2 separate regions of the Homo sapiens genome follow, and region 2 is linked to region 1. A link is an interaction called in ENCODE POLR2A ChIA-PET data of the cell type or tissue named here. Cell type or tissue: A673. All regions are shown on one strand.

The links. Peaks named below come from ENCODE experiments on the same cell type or tissue, not always from the same donor. Only the 100,000 strongest peaks of a DNase experiment are listed, where the experiment ranks them.
Region 2: POLR2A ChIA-PET joins it to region 1 with 12 read pairs; 4 of 35 experiments call an interaction of 5 or more read pairs at or near these places.

The regions. Positions count from the first base shown.
Region 1 is chr5:160,017,443-160,019,942 of GRCh38, forward strand. The region is part of intron 2 of TTC1 (tetratricopeptide repeat domain 1); the gene reads left to right. It overlaps LOC124901124 (a long non-coding RNA gene), which reads left to right. Exons shown (of 2, transcript XR_007059025.1): 1 at 1-1,589. Among named protein-coding and RNA genes, the nearest start is that of TTC1, 9.6 kb to the left of the region's middle. In A673, no CTCF peak of the experiment used is centred here; no DNase peak of the experiment used is centred here; H3K27ac peaks cover 2,174 bases.
Region 2 is chr5:159,249,665-159,252,164 of GRCh38, forward strand. No RefSeq gene overlaps it. Among named protein-coding and RNA genes, the nearest start is that of UBLCP1, 12 kb to the right of the region's middle. In A673, no CTCF peak of the experiment used is centred here; no DNase peak of the experiment used is centred here.

The sequences.
Region 1 (2,500 bases):
CATTCATGAGGTTGGAACCCTTATGACTTAATCACATCCCAAAAGGACGCACCTCTTAATACCAACACAATGGGGATTATTTCAACATGAATTTTGGAGGGACACATTCAGACCATAGCAAGTGTTTATAGTATTAGGACCTATGGCACATACTGCAGAATGCTAGTATTGATTCCATAAGAAAATCGCCTTTTATGGACTGCTTGTCACAGTGCAGTTTCTTAGGTCTCATGTGTAAATTTCCTAGGTAATTCATATGCACATGCTGAGGCTTGAGGACCACTGTCACAGGTTTTGCACAATCTTCCTTCATTAAATAGCTGTTGAATGAATAGCATCTTTTTCTCCCCCATGAGAGCCAATAATTGGCCTTATAAGTTACAGAAATTTTTTTCTCACATTTATTCAAGTAATATTTACATTTCTTCCACCCACTAGACATTGTTTGAGGCCCTGAGGGATACAGTGGTGAACAAGACAGGGTTTCTGTTCTCTCATTGGAGAATTAGGACAAAATGTTAACATGAAGGATGGGTTGGGTTGGAAGGATGGTGCTATGGTTTGAATGTTTTCCTCCAAAATTCATGTTGAACTTAATCCTCAATGTGTAGTATTAAGAGGTGGAGCCTTTAGAAGGTGATTAGAAGAATTAGTATCCTTATAAAGTATACCAATAAAAGACTTGAGGGAACCTGTTGGGCCCTTCTACTCCCCTTCCACAAAGTGAGGATGCAGAAAGAAGGCACCATATTGAAGCAAAGAACAAGCCCCTTACCAGACGCGAAATCTGCTGGTGCCTTGATCTTGGAATTTCCAGCCCCTAGAGCTGTGCAAAATAAATTTCTATTATTTATAAATTACTGAGTCTGTTATTTTGTTATAGCAACCTGACTAAGACAGGTGGAGAGGACTGCTTTAGATTGGCTGGTCAGGAAAGCCTCTCTGGAGAGGTGGCCTCTCAACAGAGACTTAGGGGAGGGTGGCACTGGGAGCAGCCAAATGTGTGACCGTCTGAGAGGGAAGCATTGCAGACAAAGAGAGCAGTTGAATAAAGCCCTAAAGTAACAACAAGTTTGGTGTTTTGGCATGTTCAAGGAATGGAAGAGCCGATGGCTGAAGCATGATGATTAAGGAAGAGAGTGGGCTGATAGTAGGCAAGGGTCTGATTATGGAATAGTTCCTAAGCCGTAGTAAAGAACTTGAAGTTTTTTCCAAGTGCAGAAGGAAACAGATGGATAATTTTAAGCCAGGGAGAGACGGAAGTTATTTACATTTTAATAAGAGAATTCAGTTCTTATACAGAGAATGGAGGGGTATGAGGATGGAGGAGGGACATGAATAGAACATTTGAGCCCAATTAGGCTCTAATGCAGTAGCCCAGTGAAGATGATAGTAGCTTGAACTGTGGATCTGAAGAGAAGTGTATGATTTTGGGATATATTTCAGAGGTAAAGCAGACCACACATTGCAGTGGATTCGATTGGCGGGATGGAGTGAGACGTTAGAATGATTCCTTGTCTTCAGCTACTGGATGGATGGTGTGGCCTTTATTAATATGAAGAAGATGAAGGAACTTTGAACTTATCCAGGTTCTGGTGATTTAATTCTTTCCTGCAAACAAACATTTTTTATTTGTAAGCCAAAATGCAGATTTAGTCATTTCAATGGGTTTGCTCCCTTTCACTAGTGGTTTGCAAATGGTATTCATTTACATGTACACATAAGGGATCCAAAAGTCTGTTGCTTGGTGAACATGGATTCAGAATGCCTGGTATCTGGGATTTTAAAACATTAGGCTCTGAAAGTTTTAAGGATTATTCTTTAAGGTCATTTTCTCTTTAGGAACCATTATCAAAGCTTAGAAGTTTCAGTTTAGAACAGATGTTATATTTCAGTCTCTTCCCTCTGTCATTTTTCCTAAATTCCACATTACTTAATCTTTTGGATTTCCATGTTTCTGCCACCCTATTGCACCATTTTCATAATCTAATTAATGTTGTGGCTGTGGATGTGTTTGCAGGGAATACTCTCGATTGCTTCCAAAAAGTTCTCAGTAACTTCTTCCATAGTGGCCTGCATAGTCCTGTTAACGTCATGAGCAACCTTTCTGATTTTGTTGTTTCCCTTTTCTTTCATTCTTTTTTTTTTTTTTTTTTTTTTTGAGATGGATATTCCCTCTCTGTTGCCCAAGCTGGAGTGCAGCGGTGCGATCTCTGCTCACTGCAACCTCCGCCTCCCGGATTCAAGCGATTCTCTCTCTGCCTCCCGAGTAGCTGGGGCTACAGGCGTGTGCCACCACACCCAGCTAATTTTTGTATTTTTACTAGAGACTGGGTTTCACCATATTGGCCAGGCTGGTCTCGAACTCACATCATGATCCACCCACCTCGGCCTCCCAAAGTTCTGGGATTATAGGCATGAGCCACTGTGCCCTGCCTCCTGCCTCCCTTTTCTTTCATTTCTTGTTTTCTTTTTGTTGTTGTTGTTTTCTGTTTGTTTA
Region 2 (2,500 bases), 770 kb before region 1:
GCTTGGCCAACATGGCAAAACTCCCTCTCTACTAAAAACACAAAAATTCGGCGGGCGATAGTGGCATGTGCCTGTAATCCCAGCTACTCGGGAGGCTGAGGCAGGAGAATTGCTTGAACCCAGGGAGGGGGAGGTTACAGTGAGCCGAGATCGCACCACTGCACCCCAGCCTGGATGATACAGAGATTTCCCATATACCCACTACCCCATTCAGGAACAGCCTCCCCTACTACCAACATCCCCCATTGGAGTGGTACGTTTGTTACAATCAATGAACTTGTACTGACATATCATTATCACCCAAATATTATTAAACAATCTCTCCTTTTCTTACTTTTTTTGTGGTTATTAGAAAATTTAAAATTACACATATGTGGCTTGCATTATATTTATCCTGGACAATGTTGCTCTAGAATCAACCTGCCTGGGTGTTAAATCCTCCACAAACCTGAGGTATGACCTTAAACAGTTAACATAACCATGTCTCAGTTTCCTTATCTGCACAATGGGCTTAAAGACAATACTTTAAAGCAGCGGTCCCCAACCTTTTTGGCACCAGGGATCACATTTCTTGGAAGACAATTTTTCCTCGGAACAGGAGTGGGGGTGGGTAGATGGTTTCGGGATGAAATTGTTCCATCTCAGATTCTCATTAAGGAGTGCCCAACGTAGATCCCTCGCATGCGCAGTTCACAATAGGGTTCCTGTTCCCGCTCCTATGAGAATCTAATGCCACCACTGATCTGAGATGGGACAGAGCTCTGTTGGTAATGCTCCTGCGCCATGCTCACCTCCTGCTGTGCAGCCCACTTCCCTTCTGTGGCCCAGTGGTTGGGGACCCCTGCTTTAAAGGATTAAGAGCATTTCTTAGACATACTGATGTTGGCATGTGCCAATGTTCAGTAATAATAGCAAGGGTACCAGCAAAATGATCAAAGAGTGAGCCTATTCCGAGACAGAACAGAACTGGAAGTGGGATATAGTTGAAAAATGGAAGGATCACTAGAGCAGTTTATTAAAACACACACAAACAAAAACAATACAAAGCAAGCAGATAGCTAGTTAGTGTTTAAAGTTACATTTTCCAGGGTCATAAAAGCATCATTCCTATATCAGTTGTTACAGAGGAAATCTGGAGGAAATAGTGGCAGATTGCAGGTATGCTGACCATTGACTGAAAATAAAAATAAATACATCTACAAAGCAAGGACAATGATACATCTGTGGTTGTTAACTGGAGTCTTAGGCTTTCATCCCCCAGCTTTGCTGAGGATGCAGAAACTGAGTTAAGCCAACATCAGAGGCAGAGCACCGAGCAACAAAATCTGACTTTAAACAGATTGTTGCCAGTGATTTTCTCAAACCATAAGTAAAACACAGAATCTATAGTTTGCCCATTTTTTGTTTTGAGGCAAAAAGTTTTAATTTTATACCCATAAGGTTGTGAGAATTAAATAAAATATCACATCTATTATATTTACATGCATTAATAATAGCTTATTGGGAATATTATTATGGGAAAGTCATGAGGATAAAAAAGTTATAGTTTAGTTTCACCATGTTTAAAATCATAATAATACGGCTGGGCGTGGTGGCTCATGCTTGTAATCCCAGAACTTTGGGAAGGCCAAGGCGGGTGGATCACGAGGTCAGGAGATCGAGACCAGCCTGGCCAACATGATGAAACTCCGTCTGTACTAAAAATACAAAAAAATTAGCTGGGCATGGTGGTGCGCACCTGTAGTCCCAGCTACTCGGGAAGCTGAGGCAGGAGAATCTCTTGAACCTAGGAGGCAAAGGTTGCAGTGACCCAAGATTGTGCCACTGCACTCCCGCCTGGCAACAGAGTAAGACTCCATCTCAAAATAAAAATAAAAAAAATAATAATAATAATTGTGAATTACATCAAAATTGGAATTATTAAAATACAATCAGATTCAGACATTAATTTTTTCTTAGAGTCAGGGTCCCATTCTGTCACCCAGGCTGGAGTGAAGTGGCATGCTCATGGCTCACTGCAGCCTTGAACTCCTGGGCTCAAGTGATTCTCACATCTCAGTCTCCTGAGTAGCTGGGACTACAGGCATGTGCCATCACTCCTGACTAAGTTTTTCTATTTTTAGTAGAGACAGGGTCTCACTTTGTTGGCCAGGCTGGTCTCAAACTCCTGGCCTGAAGTGATCCTTCTGTCTTAGCCTCCCAAAGTGCTGGGATTCCAGGAGTAAGCCACCACACCCAACCTCAGAAAGAGTAATTTTAAGAAAAAAATTAATGTAGAAATCACTGTTGATTTAAAATATGGAGCATTTCAAGATTGGAGAGTCATAAACTAATTTGGAACTATTTAATACTTTTTACATTTGCTAGTAGCAGTGACAGCAGAAAATACATTTCCAAGTGGTAGAATTTAAAATTAATGTAAATCCAAAGAGCTAAGATATGAATGGAGAGGAAGAAAATGAGTGATTTTCTTATGGATAAAATGTGACTATCATTAAAA